2 separate regions of the Mus musculus genome follow, and region 2 is linked to region 1. A link is a loop called in an ENCODE intact Hi-C map of the cell type or tissue named here. Cell type or tissue: left cerebral cortex. All regions are shown on one strand. Links, peaks and the distances in the headings refer to the core of each region. The heading gives the core; the rest is flanking DNA.

Region 1 (9,829 bases), core at 2,614-7,613:
CCCCTCGGTATAAAAGAAAGTAAACAAATCTTTTCAAAGAATGAGATTTGGGGGGCTGGAGAGATGGCTCAGCACCGGCTGCTCTTCCAGAGGACGCAGGTTCAATTCCCAACACCCACATGGCTGTCCACAACCATCTATAACTCTAATTCCAGGGGATCTGACACCCTCACACAGACATACATTCAGGAAGAATACCAATGCACAGGAAATAAAAATAAGCAAAAATGATTAAATTTAGAGTATTACTGAACTGCAGGGCAAGAGGAAAAAACCCTTGTGTTTACCGCAACATGAACAAAGCGGCCAGCTGTTGCTACGTTAAGTGAAATAAGCCAGAAGCAGAGAGACGAGCACCACCTGATCTCACTCCTGTGGGGAAGTTTTAAAAGCGCATGTCCCGGGTGTTGAAAGTAGATTGGTGATTCTCAGAGCCTGGAGAAGTCGGGGTAGGGTGATGGGGAAAGGCTGATCAAAGCTGCAAGTTACAATTGTACTGGAGCAAGCAAGGAGTCCTACACAGCAAGGTCCTGAGAGCCAATGATAACACATGTCTCAGAGGCCTTGGGAGAAGCTGGAGAACCTGCTCATTGGCTGAGACTGCACACTGCTAATGCCGGTTAGTTTTGTCAGTTTGACTTAAATCTGAACATTGCCAAGAGGTGGGAACCTCAATTGAGAGAATGTCTCTGTTAGATTGGCCTGTGGGCTTCTCTGTTGGGCATTTGGCTGGTTACTGATTGACACAGGAGGGCCCTGCCCACCCTCACTGATGCCTCTCTTAGGCAGGTGGTCCTGGACTGTACTAGGAAAATAGGCACCCAGGTAGTGATGGCGCACACCTTTAATCCTAGCATTCAGGAGGCAGAGGCAGGCAGAGCTCTTAATTGGAGACCAGCCTGGTCTACAGAATGAGTCCTAGCCAGGGCTATACAAAGAAACTCTGTCTCAAAAAAGAAAGGAAAAGGGGAAGGGAGGGAGGGAGGGAGAAGGAGGGAAGGAGGAAGAAAGGGAAGGAGAACGGGAAGGGGAAAGGGGGTACCAATAGACTGAGCAAGTCATAACAAGCCAAGAAGCAGCATCTCTCTGTGGTCTGTGCTTCAGTCCTGCCTCCAGGTTCCTGCCTTGGCTTCCCTTAATGATGGAGTGTGCACCATGAGCCAAAGAAATCCTTTCTTCCCCCATTTCGTGCCAATAACAGAGCCCTCACTCTGCTTTTCCAGAGGACTTGAGTTCAGGTCCCAGCATCTGCGCTGGGCATGTCACCACCCATAACTCCACTCTAGAGGGTCTGCTACTCTCTTCTGGTCCTTGTGGGCACTCAGAGGTGCGCGCACACACACACACACACACACACACACACTAATGAATCCTTTTTAAACTTAGCTAAAAGGACTTTGAAATTTTCAGCACAATGAAATGAGGATCGTTTAAAGAAATAAGCATACTAATACTTAATTATCAAGCAAGTGTAACATACACACGTATCAACACACTGTGGGGGCCGAGAGATGGCTGAGTGGGCCAAGAGCACTGGCTGGTTTTGCAGAGGACCCAGCACAACTCTCCATCACTGCGGTTCCAGGAGAGCCAATGCTCTCCTCTGACTACCACAGACAGCAAGTGCGTACACAGTGCACAGACACACACACACACACACAGAGAGAGAGAGAGAGAGACAGAGAGAGAGACAGAGAGAGAGAGACAGAGAGAGAGAGAAAATAGTCACATAAAAAATTGAAAATCTAATAAAAACATTTTAAACATTACATGGTATTCCACTAATGTATGCAATGTTATGCCTTCATGTCGCAGTTAAACTAAACTAAAATGAGAGCGTTGGCTGCTCTTGTAGGAACCTGGGTTCAATTCCCAGCACTCACGTGATCACTCACAACCCGCTGCAAATCCAGTATCAAAAGGATCTGACACCTTATTCTGGCCTCTGCAGGTACTAGGCACATACATACGCTCAGGCAAAACACCCAGACACACTTACAAAGAAAAGAAAGAATCAAAGAACACCTGTAGGGTGGATGCAGATACCACCATTTGATACAGGGGACTTGAGCACTATGGTTATTTTGAGACTGCTGTGGGAGGAATGCACAGCCTTCAGGATGTGGGGCTGGAGAACAGAGGGCAACCTAAAGAGACTTTCGACTCATCAGGCTGTTTGTTGTTGTTGTTGTTTTAGCTAAAGTGAGTCCCCATTTTACCTGTGCGATCAAAAGTAAAGTCTTCACTACATCTCGCCTTCACGCTGAGGCCTGCTGACACGTCTGACCACTCCACGTCTGACCACTCCACGTCTGACCACTCCACGTCTTTATTGGTGCTGGGGAGGAAACCCAAGGCTTCATGCGTACTCTGTAAGTACCGAGGCTGGTCTTGCATTCCCACTTGCTGAGGCTGGCCCTTCCCTCCCACCCAGCAGCTGCATCGGTGGCCCCCACAGTTTGGTTCCTGGTGGCAATGCTTTGTCCACATCCTCAGACCAAGGGACAGAAAAATCCCAGCCTGTGAAGCAAATCCAATCTGTAGCCTGTTTTGACCAAACTCCAGAGCTAAAGATAATTTTCTGTTTTAATGGGGAAGAAATCAAAAAGAAAGCCAAAGATTTATGACAGCTGAAACTTAGATCAAATTCCAGTTTCTGCGTCGGCAGATCATGTCCTTGGAACCCAGCCATGGATACTTGTTTACACCCCGCCTTGAGCTGCTTTCTGTCATGAAGGCAGAACCGAGCACCTTTGTGGTTCTGTGACTCTGGCTCAGGCTATTTGGCTCCTTGAGGAAGAAGTCAGCTGACCTCAGGTCTGGACATCTCCATGGGAATGTAGGGTGTCTCTTTCCTTTTGTATTCCAAGTGCTGAGAACACTGCCAGCACACAGTAGGTGCTTAGCAAACCTATCTGAACAAATAGAGGTGCATGTAGAGTCTGTTGCTTCAGCCCACTAAAGAATGTGAAACACACACACACACACACACACACACCATTACTGTCACATTCTCCAGCTCTGTCTGGCAGATATCACTCTACAGTCTCCCCGATCGCTAGCAGAGTCGTCCCTGGGAGTTTCCGTTCCTCCAAGTCCCTGGAGGAGATCATGAAGAGGGTGGCAAAGCCTGAACTTGGCAACAGTAGGGTGAGCCTTTATGTTTCTGAAATATTGACAAACCTGGCATTTTCGAAGGGATTCCTTGTCACCAGCTCCGGGTTGATGGGCTAGGCTGCATGCGTTGCACTTTGCTGCCCTCTGGTGGTCATTTGGAGAGACGGCCATCAAGGAACCTTCCTTCAATCCTTTGGTTAACTTACCAGAAATGTAGGACTTTGTCAGCTTGGGTACCGCCCCTCCAAGGTCCCCCTCACATCCTCCCCAAGGGTAATCAGGAATCAAAGCAAGATACTAGCTACCTGCCCCAGGTCTCTGCAGGACATCCAGCTTGGCACACTGATAGAGTAGGAAGGTGGCCTTGCTCCTTGTGGATCCTGAGGGGGTTGCACGATGCAAGCCCTGCCTGTTCCCTTGTGTTTTCTGCATACCCGGGAAGGCACCTCTGTGGGTGAGGACCATATGGTACAGAGAATGCTCCTCCATGGACTGTCATGGGAGGTGGATCTCTAGTCAACCCCAGAGTAACCAAGAAGTGGTTTATGGTTTAGATCTGAACTGGCCTCCCAAAGGCTCCTGCGTTCGAACGAAAGCTTCGTTCTTGTGGAGGAGTGTACAGAGCTGAGACCTCTGAAAAATGACAGGCTCATGAGGGTTCTGGCCTCATTGACGGATTAACCATTGATGGCTTCAGAACTTGATGAGATATGATGGGGGGTGGGGGGGAGTAGCTAGAGGGAGTGGGCCTAGGGCTTGTCTCTGGCAGCTATGCCTTGTCCCAGACCCCTGACCTTATTCTGTCTGTTCTACCACGCCCTCCCTAGCACCGTGTTCCACCTCACTACAGGCCCAGAGGCTGGAGCAGAGCAGCAGTGAACCAGATCCTGTGAAACCGTGAGCCAAGAGAGCCTTTTCCTCCCTTGATTTTTCCCAGGCATCTTGTCGGAGCAAGATGACTCTGACGTTGACAGAGTGATAATCGCGTGCCTCTCAGCACATCCTCACCATACTATCGACTGCTCCCTGCCTGCCTCTGCCTTAGAAACCCCAGGCTCTGGCTCGGGCCTCCGTGTGGGTGGTGCTGTGTTTATGATAAGCAGCAGCGGGCAAGTGGGGGATGTGGACAGATGACACGAAGGAGTGGGTGGGAAACTGGAGAACTCATAGGGGTCTGGTCCAGGTCCCCACTCCTACACCATAGCATCAATGTGGTGGCACCTTCACATCCTGTGTCCTTGCTCCCTGCTCTTCACCCACTCCCACCTTTATAGCCATTCCAGTTCTCCCTCACCAAGTCCACCACGGCTTTGGAGAGCCTACCAAAGCTGATGCTGAAGCCTACATCCCGGTCCCTGGGAGATGGTGCCCTTCCCAACCTTCTCCCAGCACCTCCAGCTGTCACTCATCCTCTCTATAGTACATATCACCCACAGAAACTCTTGCTTCCTCGCCATCTGTCTCCACCATGAGGAGACAGCACAGGGTGGGGACTTCGTCTTTCTCTCTCCTGTGTCACTAGCACCTAAGACAGATTCTGATCTCACTTTAGGGAACAACAATGGCTTGACACCCTTCATTGGTTGCTAGTTCAGTATACAGGTTCCACCAGAACCTATCAAGAAGATGTGTGTAACGCGCCAAACTCCAGCACAAGGGGGTGGCAGGATCTGCGTGTCTTGCATGGCTTAGGCGGCCTCCCCTCCCTTCTCTGAATCCATTTCCTCATCAGAAAAGGAAACTGCAACTCACAAGGGTGCTGTGAGCTTTGGGGGAGAAACGAAGCCATTTGAAATGAGAAAAGCAACACCTTCTAAGCTGTATTGATTGCAGTGTACAAACCACCCTGGCTGGGCCATCAAGAGCTCTGCCCAGCCTGTGCCAGGGGGCAAGGCTGTCAGGTGCCCAGCCAGCTCAAAGCACCCACACACAGCTGAGTAGTCGGGGCCGCCGTGAGCGGCGCCAGCAAGAGCTGAAGCTGGACCCAGGGCTCTGGCCATCTTCCAACAGCCTGCAGACTCCCAACTACTCTTAAGATTTTTGGTGTCAGCTCTGCATTCCCGCACCACTGCAATCAGCTACAACTGACTGCGGTCAGCACCCGTGGATGAGGACCTGTCTCAACAGCTCCAGCCGTGCTCCCCTGACCTCCCAAGTGGGTCATTATCCTCACCCAGATTGCACAGATTCGTCATCACATATCCTGTGTCTCCCTCCTTCTCATCTCCAGTGCCAGTGGAGACCAAAGCAAACCAGAACAGAGCCCACCAGAGCGGCGACCTTTGAACTAGCCCATCCCTCCATTTGCCCAGAGCAGGGAAGGGTCATTTGACACAGATTACCCCTCTGGGCAGCTAGATTGTCCAAGCCTGAGCTGCTTTGCTTCTTTACAAGTTTGCAAGCCACCCCAGGTAAGCTGGAAGGTACTGAGGTGAAGGAAAATCAGCAGCAGAGAATGTGGTACCCATGTTCCCTCTAGTGGCCACAATGCAGAACTGCAGGTGTGGAAGTTTTTAAACCAACTATTGACGGATCTCAAAACGGATTTCCCTCATGGATCCCAGGCATTCACTGAGTAGTCCTCTTGCCATTGTCCAGCACTCAGCCACTCTCATGGGCATTCTGACACCCACCTCAGGCACACCTGGGACCCACCAGCTGTACCCTCTTAGGGGTGATCTCCAGTTCCCCGTTCTTCAGATCTTTATGTTTTTTTTTTTTTTTTTTTTGGTTTTTCGAGACAGGGTTTCTCTGTGTAATCCTGGCTGTCCTGGAACTCACTTTGTAGACCAGGCTGGCCTCGAACTCAGAAATCCGCCTGCCTCTGCCTCTGCCTCTGCCTCCCCAGTGCTGGGATTAAAGGCGAGCGCCACTAACGCCCGGCTCCTTTATGCCTTTCTTGAGGCTGAGACATAACAGCATTGAGGTGTATGCCAGGAGTAACCTACAGAGGTTGGAAAGGTCAACTCTCAGATACTAGCGGTCAGGTACATAGAACAGACCAGGGGAGCTGCCTCTGTGTCCCACTGTAGATGACACAGCCATTGCCCAGGGGGAACAGGAGATGTGACCTTTAAGGCAATATACCTGTTTGAAAGGCTGTCTCAAATGCATAGTCTACCCAGACCTAAGAGGCCTTGGTTGGATTCAGGCCAGGGTCCTCCTCACTGGAGAGCTCTGTAGAGGCCACGCTGCCAACAGAACCTTCGAAGACGGTGAACATAAACCACCACTGTTTTTCAAAGTGTTGTTTATTGAGTCGTTTGTAGCCATCGCCAAGTGTGATCCTGAGAGGCAAGCGAGAGAGAGAATTCTTGGACCCATTTCAGAGGCTGTGACACTGAGGCCAAGACAAGCTCCAGGCAGGCTCAAAGTCATGGTGAGTATGGAGAGGTCTGAGACAGCAGGCTCCTAAGCCACACACAGATACATCCCACAGTAGACCAGGGGACACAGGTGCCTGCCCTACCCTCCATCTGCCCCCCCCCCACGAGCTCTGGAAGGGCCACCACCTCACAGCAGCAGGGTAGAGACTCCAGGTGCACTTACGAGTGTGCATGCACACACACAGGTACACACCCCCGACACAGAGCTCTGTGGCAAACAGCCCCAGTCTAGTCCCCAATGGTTTCCTCAGTGGGTAATGAGCACCAAGGTCACAAAACCTCCGGCTCAGGTCGTAACAGACGTCCCACAGGCCTTGCCATTGTGAGCGAGGCAGAGTGTCCTGGGAGGCCCCCACTAGAGCCCCACGGGCCAGGCACATGGCCATCACCCCTGGCAGCCTCACCAGTTGGCCTTCACCGCCTTGATGTCACTCACGAGGTTCTGGGCCAAGCAGAGGCCAAATATCTGCAAGACAGAGAGCAGGTGAGGAAGAAGAAAGAGCTTCAGGCAGGAGGAGGGTGGGCAAGCCAAGGCTGTACCTGGAGGAGGGCGATCCCCACCAAGACCCCGGCCACCACGATCAGGTTGTCTTGTAGCCACTTCTCAAACTGGCCCACACAGCCTTTGGTGTAGATGGAGCCCTGCTGCTCGAGCTCCTGAGGAGACACGAGACCAAGCTCGGCCTGCCCACCTCAGCTCAGATCCCCCGCCCCTCTTCCACCTTGATCAGCCCACCCCTGCTCCAGTGCCCTCCCTGACAATGTCAGCTCCTTGGAATTCTGCCACAGGGCCGTTGCACAGCCTGGCTGTCTCCTCTGAAGAGGCTTTCCCTGACTCAGACTCTACCTGTCAACCTTCTAAATTCTCTCACCTGAGCTATCTCAGGACTGTCCATTTAATGAGCCTACAATGTCACATTTTTCTCCACCGATTCCCTGAGTGCAGAACTGACCCCTTAGCTCTGGATCAAGCAAGGTCTAGAGCGGTGCCAACCACAGCAGGCGCTCCACAGAAGTGGAATGAGCAACCCAATACCTCAAACCTACCCAGGGCCAGTTCCACCCTGAAGAAGCCCTTAGACCTTTCCACAAGACCTTAGGAGAGGTCCCCATGTCACCCCCTGTACTCCAGGCTACCCTCAACCCTGTCCCCACCCTTCTCACCAGTTTGAGTCGGATGTCATAGCCACACTGGGTATTGAGGACATCTTCCTGAGGGGAGACAGGCTATTAGCAATACGCTAAGGGAATACCAGCGGGCTCACCCGGGTCCTCAACTCTAGTGCCCCTCCTTCACAGAAAAGCAAACGGAAGCTTGGGTTTACCATGTCTGCTCAACTGCAGTGAAACTCCAGACTTCTTCGTTCTCTCACGGACACGGGAGCACACTGATATGCACCTCCCTACTGCTAAGAGATCCTCCCTCCTCCCAGGGCCCACTCACCGCTGGGTCCCTAACACAGCAGGAAAAGGGCACCCCACAGCGCTCACGGCTTGGGTTCAAGTCAGTGCAGTTGAAGTAGATATTGAGGTTCCAGTCATTGGGCCCTCGGGCACCACAGCAAGACCACTAGGGGGAGAGAAGAGTCCAGAGGGAACAGCTGGAAACCAGGCCCAACCCTAGAGTCTCACCCAAAGGAGAAGGCTGGCTGGCTGGCTGGCTGGCTGGGAGAGCCAGCTTCCACTCCCCCCAGTAAACAGGCCTGAGCTCCTAAGAATCTGAGTGGGTAAGGAGACCTCGAGAGGTGAGGCACTGAGTTGCAGGTTGTGGCTTCCTCATGGACTCCCCTGAGGGTCAGGAGCAAGGCCAAGCCCTGCGAGGATCGAGGCATTTCAGACTCACTGTGTGGACAGGAGAAGAAGCCCAGACAGATTTCCCTCCCTACCCCCCTTTCCATCCCAGTCCACTCCACAAATGCTTGCTGGCATCCTGGTGGAGCCCCAGTTCGCCTCCCAGAATGCACTTGCTAGTCTTGCCAGATGTGGCCATGGCAAGCCCGAGTCTGTGGCACAAGAGCCTGGGACAGGGCAGAGCCCCGAGTGAACTATGCCAGCTGCTGAAAAGCTGGCCGTGAGGCTACAAAGGCTCCCAGGTGAGTGTGGGACAGCTCTAGTCGTAGACTCGGACCCTATGAGCACAGCCGGGGGCGTGACGCCTGGCCATGTGGCTTGTGTGTGCAGGTCTCAGACACAGCTGAGCCCGCACCTGCCCTGTCACCTGCCAAGTGCCTGCTGTCTCTGTTGGAGAGCCGTCCTGTTCCTTACACCCCTCCTCACCGTTGGCGACAAGGTCACACAGTTCAGAGGCTGCCCCACCCTGCTGGCTCCAATTCCACCCTCCCTGGTACGTTCTCTCCTCCTGCCCCCATCCCGCTGCCCCTCCCCCAGCCCTAGTTTATATGTTCAGCATCCTCTCCCCAACACACTGCCTTCACGAAGGGAACAGGCTGCACATTTTTAAAACACTGAATCTCCCCGCACCTGGCTCGGGGCCTGGTGTATGCCAGGCCTGTCCCAATTCCATACTGAATAGAGAAAGGAACTGCAGGCGACAGGATTGCCTCTGGCCTGCACAGCTTCAGGGTACTGCTGAGCCCCAGGGCCAAATCTTGGTGAAGGTGACTGGGTGTGACAAGGGGTGGCCCTGGGGGATTACAAGGACTGGAATGTGCAGGTGGAGAGGGTTTCCATGGCTCTAAGTACAGAGCATGCAGTTATAGATGGTGCATGATGCTGGATGAAAATAAGCTAGGCTAGGGCTGGAGAGATGGATTAGTCATTAAGAGCACTGGCTGCTCTTCCTGAAGACCCAAGTTCAAGTCCCAGCACAAACACAGCAGCTCACAACTGTCTGTAACTCCAATTCCAGGGATCCAGTGCCCTCTTCTGGCTTCTTTGAGCACTAGGTACACACACACACACACACACACACACACACACACACACAGTCAAGGGGCATCAGCAACATAGCCCTGGCAGATACTCTGGGCGCAGACTGAATAGAAAGAGAGACCTGCACTGTATACTCCATTTCCTCCTCTGGCCACAGTTTCACAAGCCTGTGTCTCTCTAGGACTAGGCACAAGGAAGCCTGCGGAATAAGCAGCAGCTGGCTTCTCCTGGGTCAGGGTCTCTCAAAGGTTCCTTCCCTGGCATCCGCTGGCCTGGGTGGGTTAGGAAACGGTCCGTGCACACACAGAACTTGCTCCCTCTCTCGTGTGTCCATCAGGGGTCACACGCATGAGGCCCACACTCACGTATTCCTGAGCAAAGTCGATAAGGTTCTGAAGGTCGAGATCATCCCGGTAGGCTTTGACATTGTTGTT
Region 2 (9,829 bases), core at 3,221-8,220, 80 kb after region 1:
GATCCCTTGGAACTGCAGTTACAGATGTGAGCCACTCACTGTGTGGGCGCTGGGAATCAACTCCGGGTTCTCCACAAGGGCAGACAGTGATTTCTCTAAACTGCTGAGCCATCCCTCCAGCTCCTCACCCAACTTACTTTGAGGTAGAGAGTCACTGTGTAGCCCAGGCTGGCCTGGAATCCACAGAGATCTGCCTGTTTCCGTCTTTCAAAGGTGAAATCAAAGATACGCACCACCACACCTGGCTATTGTGCTGTGCTTTTTTTGTTTGTTTGTTTTGTTTTTGTTTTTGTTTTTGTTTTTTCGAGACAGGGTTTCTCTGTGTAGCCCTGGCTATCCTGGAACTCACTCTGTAGACCAGGCTGGCCTCAAACTCAGAAATCCACCTGCCTCTGCCTCTGCCTCTCGAGTGCTGGGATTAAAGGTGTGCACCACCATTCCCAGCTGCTGTGCTGTGCTTTTTAAACAGCCCATTCGTCATACAAAAGGCTATACATGTAAACAAATGTGTTCTTGTCTTGTCAGGTCCCAAGCATGCTGGATTGTACTGAAGTGAGCCAGCACAAAGAATACATGTTCCTCCACTCCCCTAGCCTCACCCTGAGCCCTTCTGCCTGCCTCCCAACCATGCTGTCATCCCTGCAGCTCCCTACACAGCCCTGCTACCTTTGATAGCACAGATGACATCATCAGTAAAGGTCTGCAACTTGCTTTAGTGGGAGCCCCAGAACAGAAGTCAGATTGGCTTCGCCTCTGAGCACTGGGCTCAGCAGAGGACCTGGTGGGAAGCCAGTGCTGAGCCAGGGGTTGAGATAGAAGCTATTCTTTGTCTTTCCCCCCTACTCATCCCACCATCATTGTCTTCTCTTCAGTTCTGTTGAGTCTTGCTTGGGAAATGAGCCCCTCATAAGCAACCAGAGAGGGTTCTTCCAAAGGCAAGACTAATCCACTCCCGCGAAGATGCTCTGTACTTGGCCAGTTCATTTGCCAAACACCTCTCTGGATCTATAAGGATACCATGGATCTGACAGATCAGAACATTTCTTCCAGGAAACTCTTTAAGAGTAAAGACCAGGCCCAGAGTGCTGGAGAGATGGCCCAGAGGTTAAGAGCCCAAGCTGCTCTGACAGAGGACATGGGTTCAATTCCCAGCTCCTACACTGCAGCTCACAACTATCTATAGCTCTAGTACCAGAGGATCTGGCACCCTCACACAGACAAATGCAGGCAAAACACCAATGTGCGCATGTGCGCATGTGCGCATGTATGCGCACGTGGGCACACAGAGAGAGAGAGAGAGAGAGAGAGAGAGAGAGAGAGAGAGAAGGAGCGAGTCCACTGAGATCTGGACTACAGCCCTGAGAATGCCAGAAAAGCCTTGGACCATCCACAGGAAGCCTCAGCCCCTGAGGGACAGAGGGACAGAGGGACAGCCTGTCAGGACCCACAAGCCCCTTCTCACAAGATGTCCCTCCAGGTCAGCCTAAAGGAGAGCTATTCTTAGCCTCATTCTCTGTGTTCTTTGTGTTCTGGATTTTAGTGCTACTATTGGCCCTTTAGTAATACCACCCATTGGGGCTGGAGAGATGTCTCAGAGGTCAAGAGCACTGACTGCTCTTCCGAAGGTCCTGAGTTCAATTCCCAGCAACCACAAGGTGGCTCACAATCATCTGTAATGGGATCTGATGCCCTCTTCTGGTGTGTCTGAAGACAGCTACAGTGTACTCATATACATAAAATAAAGAAATAAATCTCTAAAATAACAATAATAGCGCCCATTTCTTGTTATTTGTTCTTTGTTTGGATCTTTGTTTTTGTTTGTTTGCTTGGGTTGTTTGTTTTGCTTTTCTCAAAACAGGTTTTCTCTGCATAGTCCTGGCAGTCTTGGCTAGCTTTCTAGACCAGGCTAGCCTTAAACTCAGAGATCCCTCTGCCTGTGCCTCCCTGAGTGCTGGGATTAAAGGTGTGCGCTGTCACACCTTGCTTGGATCTTACTTTTTAAGTAAGCCACATCGAATCATTTTGGAATGAGTTGGGAATGTGTATATTAAAGAGCAATTTGTTTGTGAAGGCCTGTTGCACACCAGCCCTGCACAGGGTACAATAGGTCCTTTGTCTCATTATACCCTGCTGACCCCATGAATAAGAACCACAACGCTTGGTTTTCTAAGAGGAAATAGATGCCTAGAGAAATTGAACAACTTCCTCAGGGCCACACTGTAGAGCTGAGACTTTGTGCAGTGGCGGCATGGTTCCCTCCCCAATGGTCCCTGACCAGGTCCTGTGTGGCTCTAACCTGGATGGTCACAGAGACATTGCCATTCTCCTCCGGCACGAAGACGTTATAGGAGCCTCGGACCACAGGCGGGTTGTCATTGATATCCAGCAGAGTGATCTCCAGGGCGGTGGTGGTCGACTGGTTGCCACCGTCAGTGGCCTGCAGCGTGAGGTAGTACACAGCCTGCTTCTCTCGGTCCAGCAGCGTGCCATTTTTCACCGTCAGATTCCCTGAGTTTGGCTCCACCTCAAACAGGTCAGCTCTGCTCGGGGTGGCCAGATTAAGCCAATCAAAGGACAGGGTGTACATGCACTTACTTTGAATTTCAGACAAACGAAAACACAGACATAAATGACCCTTGTGCAGTATTCCCAATATACTCATAATGGTGGATTGGTCCAGCTGTGAGTGCTCTCATGCTTCCAGGTGTTAGACATTTGGTCCATAGTGTGTGATGATGTCAGGGGTTGCAGGAGCCTCTGGGAGGTAGGACCTTTTGGGAAGTTGTCCCTCGTCCCTTCCCTTCCCTTCCTCTGGTTCCCTATCTTGTCATGTGATCTCTCTGTGTCATACAGGACCCCATCATGTGATTCAGTATACTATCAAGTCCTCACAGGGCACAGTGGATGACACCCCACGCCTCTGAGTCTCCAGAACTAAATAAACCTTCCTCTTTGTAGAATACCCTGCCCCGGGTATTTTATTATAGTCATAGAAAACCAATAATGTCTTTCCAATTGTTTTTCTGGAATGGACACACAGCTGGGCACTTTGTACTTTTTTCAGGGTGCTCTGTTGTTTCTCCCAGCCCCATGGCAAAGTAGAGAAGATTCCCATCCCCCACGCCCACCCCCAAGCACCTTAAGATCTTACCCATTTCCTGGAAGCAGACTGTAGGTGATAGGACCCCATTCATCCCCATCCAGGTCTGTAGCCTGTAAGGCAAAGATGGCAGAACACTGGAAACAGGGCCATCTGTGTCACCAAGAGACCCATCTGACACAGTTGCTGTGCATCCTGGCTCCAAAGCTCACCATGTCTGCATTCACACCTAGACACTCCACACACCCAGATACATCGTACGCACACTCGCAGAGACCCAGTGTCACTGAATGAAACAAAGTCTGGGACAGTCTGAGCTCAGGCCTGCTCAGCAGCTCTCCCCCAGCATGATCCAGCCAACATCACTCACCTGGATTTTGTCAGTGACCAGATAACCTGTTGGACAGTGCTCTGGCACAGTGAGTTCATACAGGCTCTGAGAGAACACAGGCCTGTGGTCATTGATGTTTCTAAGGTGGATGGTCACCGTGGCAACAGAGTAGTTGTTGCTGACTGAGTCAGTGGCCACAACCTGAGGACAGAAGAGCATGCATCGGTACAGGGTACAAGGGCCCAGTTGCCAATGGTGCCCGTATCCCTCAGCATCTCAGCACACCATACCTCCACAACCATCACTGTCTCCTTCTCATAGTCCACCATCTCTGAGTTTCTCACCACCACCTGCACACTGACAGACCCTGCTGCTCGCTCTGGGGACACATTGAAGGCTTCAGCATCCTGGCCATTCAGGGACAGCAGGAAGGTACCATTGTCGCCCTGTAAAGGAGGGTGATATAATACGGACTGTGCTGCTGCCGTCACCTTCCTGCGTCTTTCCCTCCCTCTCCAAGCTCTGGCCTTCCACAGAAGCTCTGCCCGGTGAGACAGTGAGATGCACAGAGGGAGTCAGAAAAGACTGAGACAGTAGTCCAGGCCTATGAAGTTGGGCTGGCTGCTCAGCTGTACCAACGCAGCCTCGCCCACCCTTCACCACTGCCAGCTTACCACACCCGCCAGCCTACGCTCACCACTGAGCAGCCTCCACTCCACCCCACGTCGTCGCCCCAGGGAACCGTGGCCGTCCCCGTCACTCACTACCATCCTTTCCTGGTAATTCCTTCCAGGTTGACTCAGATCACTTGGAACACCACCTTTCTCTGAGGCTCCTTACTTCCCCAAACCACAGGCTACCCAGAGCCAACAGCACCCGAAACACAACCACCCACTGTTGCCTAGCACCTAATGTCAACCCCCACTCCACACAGCCTCTGCTTAGCACCCCTCAGCATTCCCCTGGACATCACCAAACAGCACACAACAACAACCTCCTCTTTGTAGATCCCTGCTGCCCGCCATATTACCACCATATTACTACCTCCCCTCCCCACGGACCCCACACATTGCCCTGCCTTGTGCTCTGTAATTCACTGTCACGTCAACCTCAACCACTATCAGTCTCTTTCCCCACCTTCCCTCCCCCTTTGCTGCTCCCCTCCCACATCTGTGATCTTCCCCTTCCCCAGTCCTCCGACATCAGTGTCCCTCCCCTCTCCCCTGCACCTGCCTGGTCTGGATCATAGGCCACCATGGTCAGACCATCGATGGAGATTCGGGCAGAGGCATGCTCGTCCACGTAGCCTATGAAGTTGACTTGGGCCTCCTGGGGGCTAAAGGAGCAGCCAGGGAGGCTGCAGTTGTAAAATTCCGGCTTGTGGTCGTTGACATCTGTCACCCTTATTGTGACCCACATGCTTGCCTTGGCCTCTTGCCCGTAGATGTTCAGATTCTTCTCGGTGGCCTGAGGTGCAGAACAGAAGCCAACGAGCAGAGAGCGGTGCTCAGAGAGAGTGAGAGCAAAAGCCAAGGGGTTAGAGACGGGGAGTTCCACTCACCGTGACCTGTATCTGCACTTCTTCGTTTTCCAGAAGCAGCTGCTCTCTGTCCAGGGAGCCATTGACGAAGATGACCCCATCTTCCCTGATGTCGAACCACCCAGGCCTCGTGGAGTCTGATAGAGGGAGGCACTTGCAGCAGCTGTTTGCAGGGGCTCTGACTACCACGCCCCACCCCAGCCTCACCCAAGCCTTCTCCAGGGGACACCCAGGTTCTCACTGGAGACACTGTAGGTCACAATGTCATTGATGCCTTTGTCACTGTCCACAGCCTCCACGGTCAGCACGGACGTCCCCTGGGAGGAGGCTCGGTGAGTGCATCTGATCTTCTTCTCAGGCGGCCATGGCTACCCAGCACCCTCACCCCATACCACCTCCCCCAGCACATACCAAGGTGGCATCCTCAGCCACAGAGGCTGAGTAGAACTCCCTGATAAACCGAGGGTCCAGGTCTGGCTCATCAATCACTGAGATGGATACGAAGACCGGCTGGGAGCATTGGGTTTTTGGCTTGTTATCCAATATTCCCCCTGAGTCCTGTAGGGGAAAGAAAGCCTTCTGTGAGCCAGTGCCACAATGATGAGCCCCCTAGCTCTGCTTACACCCCACTCACACAGGCCTTCAGCTCCAGCTGGTAGAAGGCACTCTTGTTGTTGTAACTGAGCGTGTCATTCAGTACAATGGAGCCATTTTCCAGGATGCGGAAGAGATTATTGCTGTTGGCGGTGCTGGGGATGACCTGTGACACAGAGAACAGTTGGGTGAGGTCCCAGTGACACCACTGTTCCTCCTTACTGGCAGAGACATAGGGTCAAATCCTGGCTCTACCATGGGCCAGAGCACAAACGTGTCCAAGGAACTTAATCTCTCGGAGCCTCGGTTTCTCCCCTGGACTGGTATAGATGCCTGGGGGGGGGGGGTTGAAACTAAGTTTTTAGTTGGCGTACAAAAAGTTCAAAAAACACACGTGCCTCAGTTATCTGGGTAAGTTTGAGCAAGAACCCAGGGCCTCCCTGAGCCTTAAGCTCTCCTGGGAGCTATGAGTGTTTTAGCTTATAGGAGGCCTTGACAGTGCTGGTGAAGGGGGTGGAGGCAAGATTGGGTCCTCCCTCAGCAACTGGGAAAGTGTGACTTCTCCCTGTTGGGGGCTGAGGGTGGGGGGTGGGGATGGGGATGATCCGGAAAAAGGCTGGGGAGCCAGGGTTGTGGTTGTCTGTGAAGATGCTGCCCCCTGGTGGACGTAAGACACAGTGAGGCCGGCTCCCACCTGGGGCCCCAGGGACTCTTCACACTCACCTTCTCTATGAAATATTGCACCAAACCGGCTGTCCCTGTGTCCTTGTCCTCTGCCAGCACAGAAAACACCACAGAACCGACTGGCAGGGTCTGTAAGAAGGGGCTTTTCACCTGTATGTCCCTCCCACCCCAACCCTGGGCTGGGCCTTCAGCAGAGGCATCAGATGGTTAAGATGGGAATGCCCAGCAGGACAGCCCCACACACACACCCGATGAGCCTGAGATGTACAGTTAAGGCCATAAGTGAGAGAGCATTCTAGCCTGGGTATGGCTCTCCCCTACTCAGATATTCCTGAAGGCTCCCTGTAGCCCTATGGCCCATGGCCACGGTCGGATTCCCTCACACTTGGCTTCTGAAAGTTTCCCATTCTTCCCAGAACATGGCTCAAACAGTTTCAGTGGCCCTCAGAAGTCAGGCTGCTGCCTGTCTCTACCCTCCCCATGCTCTATCTACCCTCTAGCCTCTGAGGCCAGTCTCACCACTGCCTGAGGATTCCTGTCAGTCCAGACCTCTGCATCCTCTCTAGGTGGCCTAAAGTGACTGGATGGAAAGCCAGGCCAGTGTGTGCTGAGACCACAGAGAAATGGCCAGTCTTTCTGCTGAAGCTGCAGAGGCAGTGAGATAGCTCAGAGCCAGAGACACTAGGCTGCACACCTCAGGGCAGAGGCAGCCAGTGACAGAGAGACAGCAGTGACAGGGAGACAGCAGTGACACAGAGAGACAGCAGTGACAGAGAGATGGAGTGACACAGAGAGACAGAGTGACACAGAGACTTCAGTGACAGAGAGACAGCAGTGACAGAGAGTGACACAGAGATGGAATGACACAGAGAGATGGGATGGAGTAACACAGACTGCAGTGACAGAGAGATGGAGTGACAGAGAGATGGCTGTGACACAGAAAGACAGGATGGAGTGACACAGAGATGGAGTGACACAAAGACAGCAGTGACAGAGAGATAGAGTGACACAGAAAAACGGATTGACACAGAGATGGCAGTGACATAGAAAGATGGCAGTGACACAGAGACAGCAGGGACACAGAGATGGAGTGACAGAGAGACAGCAGTCACGCAGATGTGACAGGCATAGGTAACACTGTCACCACCGACACTGTCTAAATCAGCATACCTCCATTCTTCAGAAATATGCGATAATCACCTTTCTCTGTGTACTTTTCCTACAACTGAGAGATTTCTAATCTGAAGTGCTTTCCTGTAAAAAAGACGCCCCTGTTGTTATGGCCCTGCACCTCCCAGACCAGTTTCCAGGTCTCGCTCTACTGAGTAGTATCTTGGATGCCCTCCCCATGCCCTGCCCCACTAAGACCCCGGAGATACCTCATTGATGCTGGTGGAGAATTCAGTGTTCAGGAAAACAGGTATGTTATCATTTCTGTCTTCCACAATCACTTGCATCTCGGCTGTCTGCAGATGAGAAAGCCCAGGTGAGGTCAGAAAATATAACTTACAATGCCAGGATAGCTTCAGGGATGCTACACAAAATGCTGCTATCTAGCAGTATGATGTATGCCCCTTCCCTCCTCCATCCTCCCTCTCCATCCTTCATGGTTATGCGTGCGTGCGTGTGTGTGTGTGTGTGTGTTTGTGTGTGTGTGTGTGTTGTATATTAGGTGCATGTGAAGTTGCAAGCATTCAGTTTTTTAAATCTGGAACGTGTTTGCTCCATAACAGGGCATGGTTTAGCACTTTTTCTTCCCGTACTGTAATCCTTGATCAACCTGAGTACCCGATGAAGGGAATCAACTAAAGTACCCTGAAGGGTTCCCACGCCGTGAAACAGACGTGATGTTCTGTGCAACCTTGTGAGTGCCAGCAGAAAGTCTTTGACCAGATGCAGTCCCTTGGCACTGAGCCAGAACCATGAGCCATAATAAATCTGCTCTCTTAACTGCCTTTATTTATTTAAACAGAGCCTCACCTATCCTAGGCTGGCCTGAAACACACAGTAGCCAAAGGTGGACTTGAGCCGGGCAGTGGTGGCACACGCTTTTAATCCCAGCATTCGGGAGGCAGAGGCAGGCGGATTTCTGAGTTGGAGGCCAGCCTGGTCTACAAAGTGAGTTCCAGGACAGCCAGGGCTACAGAGAAACCCTGTCTTGAAAAACAAAACAAACAAACAAACAAACAAAAGAACTATAGATTCTTGTGCCTTCAGCTCCCAACCACTGAGATTACAGGCTTTTGCCACCAAACCACCATGACTTTAACAGGAGGATAGAGGAGGAGGGCTGGGGGAGCCACTCAGTGAAAGAAAGAAAAAATGGGGTGTATGCAGAGACTTGGAGACAACATTACGCCAGTCACTGAGCAGACACAGTAACTTTGAGACAACAGACACAGTCAAGACCACTCTGTTGCTCTTCTAGAGGACCAACAGTCAAACCCAACACCCATGTGGTGACTAATGACTGATGCGGCTCCAGTTCCAGAGGACCCAGCGCCCTCTTCTGGCCTCTGTAGGCATCAGGCATGCCCACAGTGTAGGGGCATACATGCAGGCAAAGCATTCACACACATGAGGTAAAAGATAATAATTTTTAAAAATCAGTAGTTATATTAGTACAAGCCAACACTGTCATTTTATAATCCAAATACTTAGTAGCTAGTAAATATCAAACGCTGGGTCATGTTGTATGACGAGGTAAAACACATCCTTCTGAAAATAATCAACACTGAAACACTATCAACTGGGGTACTCTCTGCTTGCCTGAAATAGACACGCGGTCAGAGGTGGACGCTTGGCACCATCTGCCCCACCCCTGGCCACCCTCCCCTCTCTCCTTTCACTCACTCTGATGTTGAGACCATCACTTGTGGAGATGGTGATCTTGAAGAAAGGAACTGTCTGTAGCAGCAGGGAGAAAAGAAGCCCTGTTCAGTGGGGGACCCCAACCATGCTCCCAGAACTCTGGCTCCAAGCACCGCCCCTGCCTGTTCCCTCTCCCCAGGCTTTCCCTGTCCCACCATCCTCTACCTCAAAGTCCAAAGGGCTGGCAAGCTTCACTTCCCCAGTGTTCGCGTTGACGGAGAAGTAGCTGGCGTTTGGGCCACTGATTCCATAGGTCAGGTGGTCATTATCACTGTCTGTAGCCACCAACCAGAAGGCCACGGCACCTACAGATGAACAAGGCTGACCCGGGTCCATGCCTACCTCTTTTAGGGTGGTTTGATTCAGCGGCCCACAGGGCAGAGATGCAGATGAGACTTGAGAGCTGGGATTCTGATCCCCCCCCAATCACCACCAATCCCCCCACAAACACACATCACCACCGAGAGCCTCTCTTCCTGTCTCTGTGCACTACGCGTCAGTAAGACTAGAAATGGCTGTACAGTGTTCTGTGGAAGACGCACTCTTGGCTGGAAGGTACATTGGCCATTTAATGGCTGGTTTTGTTTTGTATTGTTTTTGTTAAAACTGTGTTAAACGACCATCTCATGATAAGAGAGACCCTTTCTGATTAGAAAATGCTACGATGCAGGAAGATATGATTCTGGCTCGAAGGAAACATGGGAGGGAT

Evidence for each region. Peaks named below come from ENCODE experiments on the same cell type or tissue, not always from the same donor. Only the 100,000 strongest peaks of a DNase experiment are listed, where the experiment ranks them.
Region 2: it touches region 1 in a loop (6-fold over the local background); 7 of 42 quality-filtered maps call a loop at or near these places.

What each region holds. Positions count from the first base shown.
Region 1 is chr13:54,793,297-54,803,125 of GRCm38, reverse strand. It overlaps Tspan17 (tetraspanin 17), which reads right to left. Exons shown (of 8, transcript NM_028841.3): 4 at 9,761-9,829; 5 at 7,948-8,073; 6 at 7,668-7,715; 7 at 7,044-7,160; 8 at 6,351-6,969. The coding sequence ends at 6,904. Among named protein-coding and RNA genes, the nearest start is that of Tspan17, 8.8 kb to the right of the region's middle. In left cerebral cortex, for the core only: CTCF peaks have their summits at 3,268 (motif pointing left) and 5,601 (motif pointing left); DNase peaks (open chromatin) are centred at 4,191, 4,645, 5,596, 6,197 and 2 more places; H3K27ac peaks cover 2,026 bases.
Region 2 is chr13:54,713,512-54,723,340 of GRCm38, reverse strand. It overlaps Cdhr2 (cadherin-related family member 2), which reads right to left. Exons shown (of 32, transcript NM_001033364.3): 4 at 9,286-9,425; 5 at 9,103-9,156; 6 at 7,629-7,715; 7 at 6,289-6,378; 8 at 5,606-5,731; 9 at 5,383-5,529; 10 at 5,213-5,288; 11 at 4,993-5,108; 12 at 4,665-4,898; 13 at 3,722-3,877; 14 at 3,471-3,632; 15 at 3,152-3,213; 16 at 2,297-2,540. Among named protein-coding and RNA genes, the nearest start is that of Cdhr2, 17 kb to the right of the region's middle. In left cerebral cortex, for the core only: a CTCF peak has its summit at 6,244 (motif pointing left); a DNase peak (open chromatin) is centred at 6,167.